Regions from separate parts of the Homo sapiens genome. Here region 1 is linked to region 2. Evidence: chromatin loops called from intact Hi-C (ENCODE). Cell type or tissue: HCT116. All regions are shown on one strand. Each heading gives the region's core, and the rest is flanking DNA. Links, peaks and the distances in the headings are about the cores only.

The links. Hi-C counts contacts between places; a loop is a spot of excess contacts. Peaks named below come from ENCODE experiments on the same cell type or tissue, not always from the same donor. Only the 100,000 strongest peaks of a DNase experiment are listed, where the experiment ranks them.
Region 1: it touches region 2 in a loop (5-fold over the local background); 57 of 110 quality-filtered maps call a loop at or near these places.

Annotation. Positions count from the first base shown.
Region 1 is chr6:166,950,307-166,952,853 of GRCh38, forward strand. RNASET2 (ribonuclease T2) reads right to left here. Exons shown (of 9, transcript NM_003730.6): 2 at 2,182-2,242. Among named protein-coding and RNA genes, the nearest start is that of RNASET2, 5.0 kb to the right of the region's middle. RefSeq lists enhancers at 46-95, 216-1,135, 609-1,294. In HCT116, for the core only: a CTCF peak has its summit at 1,220 (motif pointing left); a DNase peak (open chromatin) is centred at 1,235.
Region 2 is chr6:166,782,738-166,789,578 of GRCh38, forward strand. It overlaps a transcript of RPS6KA2 not described here. Among named protein-coding and RNA genes, the nearest start is that of RPS6KA2-AS1, 120 kb to the right of the region's middle. RefSeq lists an enhancer at 511-1,710. In HCT116, for the core only: a CTCF peak has its summit at 4,132 (motif pointing right); a DNase peak (open chromatin) is centred at 4,184.

The DNA of each region.
Region 1 (2,547 bases), core at 1-2,500, 160 kb after region 2:
GCTTCCGGCTCCTTCTGTCCACTGCCCCAACCCAAGGCAAGGAAACAGCAGCAGGAGCGCAACATTAAGTCTGCAAAACTGAAAACGGGGCAATCTCGTGTACAGAAGTGAGCAAGAGCATAATTTGAGCCAGATAAGCAAAATTTCATTTTCGTTTGTCATCAGAAAAATCAGTGAGGAAGTAGAAGCGAAAGTCACTACCACTCAGTGCTAGAGGCAAAACATAAAGCCTGCGTGCTCCTGACAGAATGTGGTGCTAGCTCAGCAACACGGTCAAACACTTGAGAAGTGTGCAATGCACACCAGGGTCAGCTTGACACACCGAGCAGGGTACGCCCTGAGGTGCAGATCCAGGCAGTGTCCTGGCTCTGGGTGCTCCAATGAGAAGGGCCTGGACACTGACGCACTGAAGGGATGTGGGCATGGAGCAAAACGCAGCCAGATGATGAGGGGCCAGCCCGGAGGGCCGTGAGTGCCATGGGTGCCAAGCACAGCAAAGGAGGCAGGGAAGCTCTTGGGTCCTCTTCACTCACAGGACATGTTAATAAAATGTCCAATACATGGAGGGATGTAGGGACCAGCCCTACAGGGACTGTGGGTTTTTCTCCTCGTGTGGAGACGAGAGATTGTAGAAATAAAGACACAAGACAAAGAGACAGAAGAAAAGACAGCTGGGCCCAGGGGACCACTACCACCAAGACGCGGAGACCAGTAGTGGCCCCGAATGCCTGGCTGCACTGTTGTTTATTGGATACAAGGCAAAAGGGGCAGGGTAAGGAGTGTGAGTCATCTCCAATGACTGATAAGGTCACGTGAGTCACGTGTCCACTGGACAGAGGGCCCTTCCCTGTATGGCAGCGGAGGCGGAGAGAGAGAGAGGCCAGCTTACGCCATTATTTCTTCTATGCATTTCAAAGACTTTTAGTACTTTCACTAATTCTGCTACTGCTATCTAGAAGGCAGAGCCAGGTGTACTGGGTGGAACATGAAAGTGAAACAGCAGTGTGACTGCTGAAGCACAGCATCACGGGGAGATGGTTAGGCCTCCAGATGGCTGTGGGCAGGCCTGACTGATATGAGGCCTATCCACAAGAGGTATGGTGAAGCAGAGTCTGCTCTAACTCCCTTTCCCAGTCTGCTGAGTAACGGGTGCCTTCCCTAGGCACTGACGCTACCACTAGACCGAGGTCAGCTAAGTAATGGTTGCCTTCCCAGGCACTGGTGTTACCACTAGACCAAAGAGCCCTCTAGTGGCCCTGTCCGGGCGTGACAGAGGCTCACACTTGTCTTCTGGTCACTTCTCACCGTGCCCCTTCAGCTCCTATCTCTGTATGGCCTGGTTTTTCCTAGGCTGTAATTGTAGAGCAAGGATTATTATAATATTGGAATAAAGAGCAATGCTACAAACTGATGATTAATAATATTCATATATCATCATATCTATAATCTATTTCTAGTATAACTGTTCTCATTTTATATATTTTCTTTATTATACTGGAACAGCTTATGCCCTCGGTCTCTTGCCTTGGCACCTGGGTGGCTTGCCGCCCACAGAGGGAGGAGACAAACTGAGGCTTGCTGTGGGTTGAACCGTGTCCTCCCAGAAGATATATCCCTGTCCTAACCCCTCCTCCCATCTGTGAACATGACCCTACATGGACACAGGGTCTTTGCAGATGTCATCAAGAAAAGGTGATACCAGATTAGGGTGGGCCCTAAATCCAATTACTGGTGTCCTCATCAGAAGAGACAGAGAGACACAAAGTGGAGAACACACCGTGAAGGAGAAGGCAGAGATTGGGGTGATGGGTCAGCCCAGGAACGCAGAGGACCACGGGTCCTTACTAGAAGCTAGCAGAGAAACAGAACAAACTCTCTCAGAGCCTTCCAGGAGGAACCAACCCTTCTGACCCCTAGGTTGAAACTTCCCCTTCCAGGACCGTGAGAATAAATTCCTGAGGCTCTCAGCCACCCAGCTTGTGGCACTTTTGTTACAGCAGCCCTGGGAAGCTCACACACAGCCCTCCTGGAGGCAGTCTCTGCAGGAGACACCGCCCACCCGCCAGAGCGATGCCTACCTCCCGCACCAGCAGCGTGGGTGCCCTGGACGGGCACGTGCACACAAACCCCTCTTCACAGGGCTCCCCAGGCCCCAGGGCCCGTCAAGGCAGAAACACTCACCTCGCATACTGTCTCAGGCCAGTGCTGAACCATAATTAGTTTTTTCCACTCATGGTTGTCACTGTTAAAACATAAGAAACTTATTTTTCAAGAACTTTTTTTAAAGTTACAGAAAAAATTCATCCACCCATCCATCCCTTCAATCATTCATTCAGCACTGAGTGCTGTGGGAGGAGGAACACTGCCTGCCCTGCTGCTGCACACACTCCCGTGAGGAAGGCGGTACACCCCTACACTAAGAAGGCACGTGTGGTGGCGTCCAGTGCTGAGTGGCGGAGAACATGAATAGGATAAGGGGAGGAGGGGAGAGGAGGGGAAGCGGAGGCAGGGCAAGCTAGGAGTGCAGCCAGGGAGGGCCTCACTGAA
Region 2 (6,841 bases), core at 2,630-5,129:
GAACTGTCCTCCCAGCCCCAGCTCAGCCCGGATGCAACAGAAGCCAGAAGTGCACCCAAGGTGCAGGCAAGCAGGGATTGTTCAGCACAAATGCACTCGTCAGTTCTAACTTATTCTTAAGCTGACTCAGCAGAGTGCTTCTTCCTCTGCTCTGGGTGATCATGGAGGCCACCCCAGGCTTGTCTAATCTCTCTCAGCCAATCACAGGCCTCTGGCCCCAGGATAGCTAATTTGTGTCCACTTGGCTGTGCTGTGGTGCCCAGTTGTTTGGTCAAACACCAGTCTAAACTTGCTGCAGGGTATCTTTTAGGTATTATTATTATTATTATTATTATTATTATTATTATTATTATTATTATTATTGTTTTTGAGACAGGGCCTCTCTGTGTCACCCAGGCTGGAGTGCAGTGGAGGCTTCACAGCTCACTGCAGCCTCGACCTCCTGGAATCAAGCAATCCTCCCGCCTCAGCCTTCCAGGAGCTGGAACTACAAGCAGGAGCCACGTGATTAACATTGAAATCAGCAGATTTGAGTAAAGTAGATTACCTTCGTAATGTGAGTGGGCCTCGTCGAATCAGTTGAAGGCCTTAAGGGAAAAGACTGAGCTACCCTGAAGAGGAAGGAACTCTGTCTTCAGACAGCCTTGAGACTAGAACATCTACTCCCACTAGAATTCCCAGCCTGCTGGTCTGCCCTGTGAACTTGTGACTTGCCTGCCAGCCCCACAATTGTGTGAGCCAATTCCTTAACAAAAGCAAATTGCTGTCTCTCTCTAGATAGACAGATATAGATACAAATGACATAGATATATGCATACATACATATCTAAAATTTCATATATACACATGCACACATATCTAAAACTACATATATATGTACACATATCTATAACTGCATATATACATGTGCACACCTATGCATAGCTATGTATACACATGTGCACACCTATCTGTAACTACATATATATGTGAACACTTATTTGTAATCACATACACGCGTGGACACCTATCTAAAACCACATATACACATGTGCACATCTATCTATAACTACATATATACACGTGCACAGTTACCTGTAACCACATATGCACACGTGCACACCTATCTATACCACATATGCACACGTGCACACCTACGCATCACCACATATGCACACGTGCACACCTACGCATCACCACATATGCACACGTGCACACCTACGCATCACCACATATGCACACGTGCACACCTACGCATCACCACATATGCACACGTGCACACCTACGCATCACCACATATGCACACGTGCACACCTACGCATCACCACATATGCACACGTGCACACCTACGCATCACCACATATGCACACGTGCACACCTACGCATCACCACATATGCACACGTGCACACCTACGCATCACCACATATGCACACGTGCACACCTACGCATCACCACATATGCACACGTGCACACCTACGCATAACCACATATGCACACGTGCACACCTACGCATAACCACATATGCACACGTGCACACCTACGCATAACCACATATGCACACGTGCACACCTACGCATAACCACATATGCACACGTGCACACCTACGCATAACCACATATGCACACGTGCACACCTATCTATACCACATATGCACACGTGCACACCTATGCATAACCACATATGCACACGTGCACACCTATGCAGAACCACATATGCACACGTGCACACCTATGCAGAACCACATATGCACACGTGCACACCTATGCAGAACCACATATGCACACGTGCACACCTATGCAGAACCACATATGCACACGTGCACACCTATGCAGAACCACATATGCACACGTGCACACCTATGCAGAACCACATATGCACACGTGCACACCTATGCAGAACCACATATACACACGTGCACACCTATGCAGAACCACATATACACATGTGCACACCTATCTATACCACATATATACACGTGCACACCTATGCATAACCACATATGCACACGTGCACACCTATCTATAACCACATATATACCTATGTATGCATGTCTATACATGAGACCAGAGAAGTCCCGCAGTGGTCTCCATGTCTCATCCAGGACAGAGGAAGCATTCTACCGAGTAAATTTATGAATAAGTTTGGCTTGATGAGTGCATTTGTGATGAATAATCCCTGTTTGCCTCACTTTGCATGTGCTTCCTGGCTTCTGTTGTACACGGGCTGAGCTGGGGCTGGGAGGATGGTTCTGATGTCAGGAAAATCCCCAGCTTGCCCTGGCTGTCAGGTCCTTCTTAGAGCAGGTTGTAGCTATTGGTCACTCTCTGTATACACGTGTCTGTATATGTGTAAATCTTTCTGTGTTTGCGTCTACCTATCTGTCTGCATCTTTTTAGATCTGTTTCTTTGGAGAGCACTGACTAGTACAATCCCATTTGCTTGTAAAGGCAGTCTCATTCTGAAATAAGACAATCTTCCGAATTCTTGATGTAAGCCTCTGCCTGTCTGGGACATTCCCCGGAAAGCAGGGGAGGGACTTGGCGCTTCTTCTCTTCACCCCTCATGTGCCACCCCCCACTAGGCTGCCAAGGCAGGTCACCCAGTTCTGCCGGCCTCAGTCTCCTCCCTAGGTCGCTGGCTCCAGGTTTGAAAAGATGTGTATAGGGCAGGGATTATTGGCTCTTTCAGTTTATGGGAGCTGTTGCTCCTTTCTTCTACTTACTTGAGGGTTTATTATTTTTTAAGTAATTACTTTCCATAGACAATGGACCAGAAAACACCTGAAAGATAGCGACTAAGTTCAAGGTTGCTCCACGCCAGGCATGGTGCTCCTGGTTCGAGAGCTCCACTCACGTGGTCCTTACGAGAATCTGAGCAACATGAACACCGTTTTTCAGCTGTTGAACCTAAGACTGAACAAGGTTAAATAATTTATCCAAAGTCACAAGCTAGTAGTTGCAGAGCCAGCATTTGAAGTCAGACTTAGCTGAGTCCAAGCCCGTATTCTTAAGCACCACAATTTGCTTCCAGGCATCTTGTTTCTATAAAGCACTCAATGATTTTACTACAACGATCTTATTTATATGAGACTTAAGTCATTCAAATATGTTTTTAGGACATGTTAGTATAAAGACAAGGTATTGCCAAAAAGATTTTTTACCTTTCTTCCTTTTTGTTCTAGAAGGTCAATAATGAAATCTAACAAAATAATAATAAAAATAGCAGATAATAATCAATTAAATAACATTTGGTTTTATTTTCTTTTTAAAAATCTAAGAAAAAAGGGGTTCTGACAAATGTGACCAGAAAACCATACAATTCAGATATCCTTTTTCAACAATCATTTATGGGTGTTTCTTGTTATTTGAGAAAATTGAGTTAGGAACAGTGACTCCTCCAATCCACTTACAGTATGGAAAGCTGATATCACAGTACATTTTAAGTCCTTCTGTGGTGAACAGTCTCCTTTTATTTTGCTAATCATCATGGAGCAGAACTAAATATGAACACAGGAGTGGCAGCCTGGCTCAGCCAGCCCAGAAAAATGTCTTTAAAAATGAACTTGTCTAATAAACCTTAATTCCAAATACAGAACATAAGGAAGGAGAATTTACAAATCATGGTATTAGCAGTAAGAAAAGCAAACCAGTTAAAAGGAGTTAATAGAGAATAATGATTGTTAATATGGCCATGAAAATGGGAGAAAATGGTGACAAAACTGATTATCAAAGTAGAAAAGGTAACAAAATAATTCATGAATGATATCACGGATGCAAAAAAAAAAATTCTGATTGCATCAACAAAGATTTGTAGACGGTTGGGAGTAGTATGGAAGGAAGAATGTAAAAGTATTCTTTTTTGTAATTTACTTCAAACATTGCTAGGTTAATAGATATTGCCATTTTATAGTAGTATAAACAAAAATGCTACAATTATACTTTTAAAAGATGCATACCTTCCACATCACAGGAGGAAAAAAATGCTTAAAAAAATCATCATAGCAAAAGTGAAGAAAACTGAATTATGTCATGATAAATTTTTAGTAATTGTGTAATTTAGTGCTCAAAAATAGTTTAGTTCAGGTGTTTTATGCTTAATTTTGGTTACTTTCATCAGTAGAGTAATATATATAATTCCAGTTCCACATTTTTGATCCTCATGACCACTAGAGGGCAGAAGAGAAAAGTACAAGAGGCCCGAGATAGGTCAAATGAGCCTGATGCCATTTTGCAATGTGGGTTTTAAATGGCCTTCCCAACCAGGAATTCTGATTCGTGGTAGACACAGCTATGTCGGTGTGCCAATATGTGTATAGAAAACTCAATCCAGAATTTAAATATTTTTCCTAAATTAGGCCTTAAAATATTATTTTGCATAAAATAAGATGTAAAATAAGCATGTTTATATAAAAATATTCAAATTATTTGACCCAATAACTTCTAGGAGTTTATCCAAAGATAAAGACTGATGTATGTGGATGTTTATCATAGTGTTTTTTTTATCATGATGTATAATTGAAAATTTACCTAAGTAATCAACAATAGGGGATTGTACTAATAAATTATGGTACAGCTATATGATGGAAAACTCTAGCTGCTTTTAAAAATATTTAAGTGTTTTGGGGAAAAGTTATGAAATGTTAAGAGAATATTATAAAAAGTATGATTTGATATTTATGAATTATATAAACTGTGTTGATTTAAATATAGAAACATATCTAGATACTGATGATAAAAATATAAGTCTGGCTGTGGGAGTACAGATATAGAAGTAGAAATGTTCCAAAAAAAAAGGTCACAGTTGAAAAAAATATACCCCCTGTTAAAAGTTACTGTCTCTTCTTTATTACATTTAAATTTATTTTAAGCATTTATACCCTTCACTGGGAAAACTGACTAGCCATAAGCAGAAAACTGAAACTGGACCCCTTCCTTACACCTTATATGAAAATTAACTCAAGATGGAGTAAAGACTTAGATGTAAAACCCAAAGCCATAAAAACTCTAGAAGAAAACCTAGGCAACACCATTCAGGACATGGGCATGCGCAAAAACTTCATGACTAAAACACCAAAAGCAATGGCAACAAAAGCCAAAATTGACAAATGGGATCTAATCAAACTAAAGAGCTTCTGCGCAGCAAAAGAAACTAGCATCAGACTGAACAGGCAACCTAAGGAATGGGAGAACATATTTGCAATCTACTCATCTGACAAAGGGCTAATATCCAGAATCTACAAAGAAGTTAAACAAATTTACAAAAAAAAAAAAAAAAAACCAACCCATCAAAAAGTCGGCAAAGGATATGAACCGACACTTCTCAAAAAAAGACATTTATGCAGCCAACAGACATATGAAAAAAAGCTCATCATCACTGATCATTAGGTATTATGATTAGGCAAATCAAAACCACAATGAGATACCATCTCACACTAGTCAGAATGGCAATCATTAAAAAGTCAGGAAAAAATAGATGCTGGTGAGGCTGTGGAGAAATGGGAATGCTTTTATGCTGTTGGTGGGAGTGTAACTCGGTTCAACCATTGTGGAGGACAGTGTGGCGATTCCTCAAGGATCTAGAACAAGAAATATCATTTGACCCAGCAATCCCATTACTGGGTATAGACCCAAAGGATTATAAATCATTTTACTATAAAGACACATGCACACCTATGTTTATTGCAGCACTATTTACAATAGCAAAGACATGGAACCAACCCAAATGCCCATCAATGATAGACTGGATAAAGAAAATGTGGTACATATACACCATGGAATACTATGCAGCTATAAAAAAGAATGAGATCATGTTCTTTGCAGGGACATGGATGAAGCTGGAAGCCATCATCCTCAACAAACTAACACAGAAACAGAAAACCAAATACTGCATGTTCTCATTCATAAGTGGGAGCTGAACAATGAGACCACTTGGACTCAGGGAGGGGAACATCACACACCGGGGCCTGTCCGGGGTGAGGGGCAAGGGGAGGGAGAGCATCAGGACAAATACCTAATGCATGTGGGGCTTAAAACCTAGATGACAGGTTGATAGGTACAGCAAATCATCATGACACATGTATGTATATGTACCAAACCTGCACATTCTGCACATGTATCCTGGAACTTAAAGTAAAATAAAAAATAAAAATAAAATAGGTGGGTGGAGCCAAGATGGCTGAATAGGAACAGCTCCAGTCTACAGCTCCCAGGGTGAGTGACGCAGAAGACAGGTGATTTCTGCATTTCCATCTGAGGTACCAGGTTCATCTCACTAGGGAGTGCCAGACAGCGGGCACAGGACAGCGGGTGCAGCATACCGTGCGCGAGCTGAAGCAGGGCGAGGCATTACCTCACTCGGGAAGTGCAAGGGGTCAGGGAGTTCCCTTTCCTAGTCAAAGAAAGGGGTGACACACGGCACCTGGAAAATCGGGTCACTCCCACCCTAATACTGCACTTTTCCCACGGCCTTAAAAAACAGCGCACCAGGAGATTATATCCCACACCTGGCTCGGAGGGTCCTACGCCCACGGAGTCTCGCTGATTGCTAGCACAGCAGTCTAAGATCAAACTGCAAGGCTGCATCGAGGCTGGGGGAGGGGCGCCCGCCATTGCCCAGGTTTGATTAGGTAAACAAAGCAGCTGGGAAGCTCGAACTGGGTGGAGTCCACCACAGCTCAAGGAGGCCGGCCTGCCTGCCTCTGTAGGCTCCGCCTCTGGGGGCAGGGCACAGACAAACAAAAAGACAGCAGTAACCTCTGCAGACTTAAATGTCCCTGTCTGACAGCTTTGAAGAGAGTAGTGGTTCTCCCAGCATGCAGCTGGAGATCTGAGAACAGGCAGACTGCCTCCTCAAGTGGGTCCC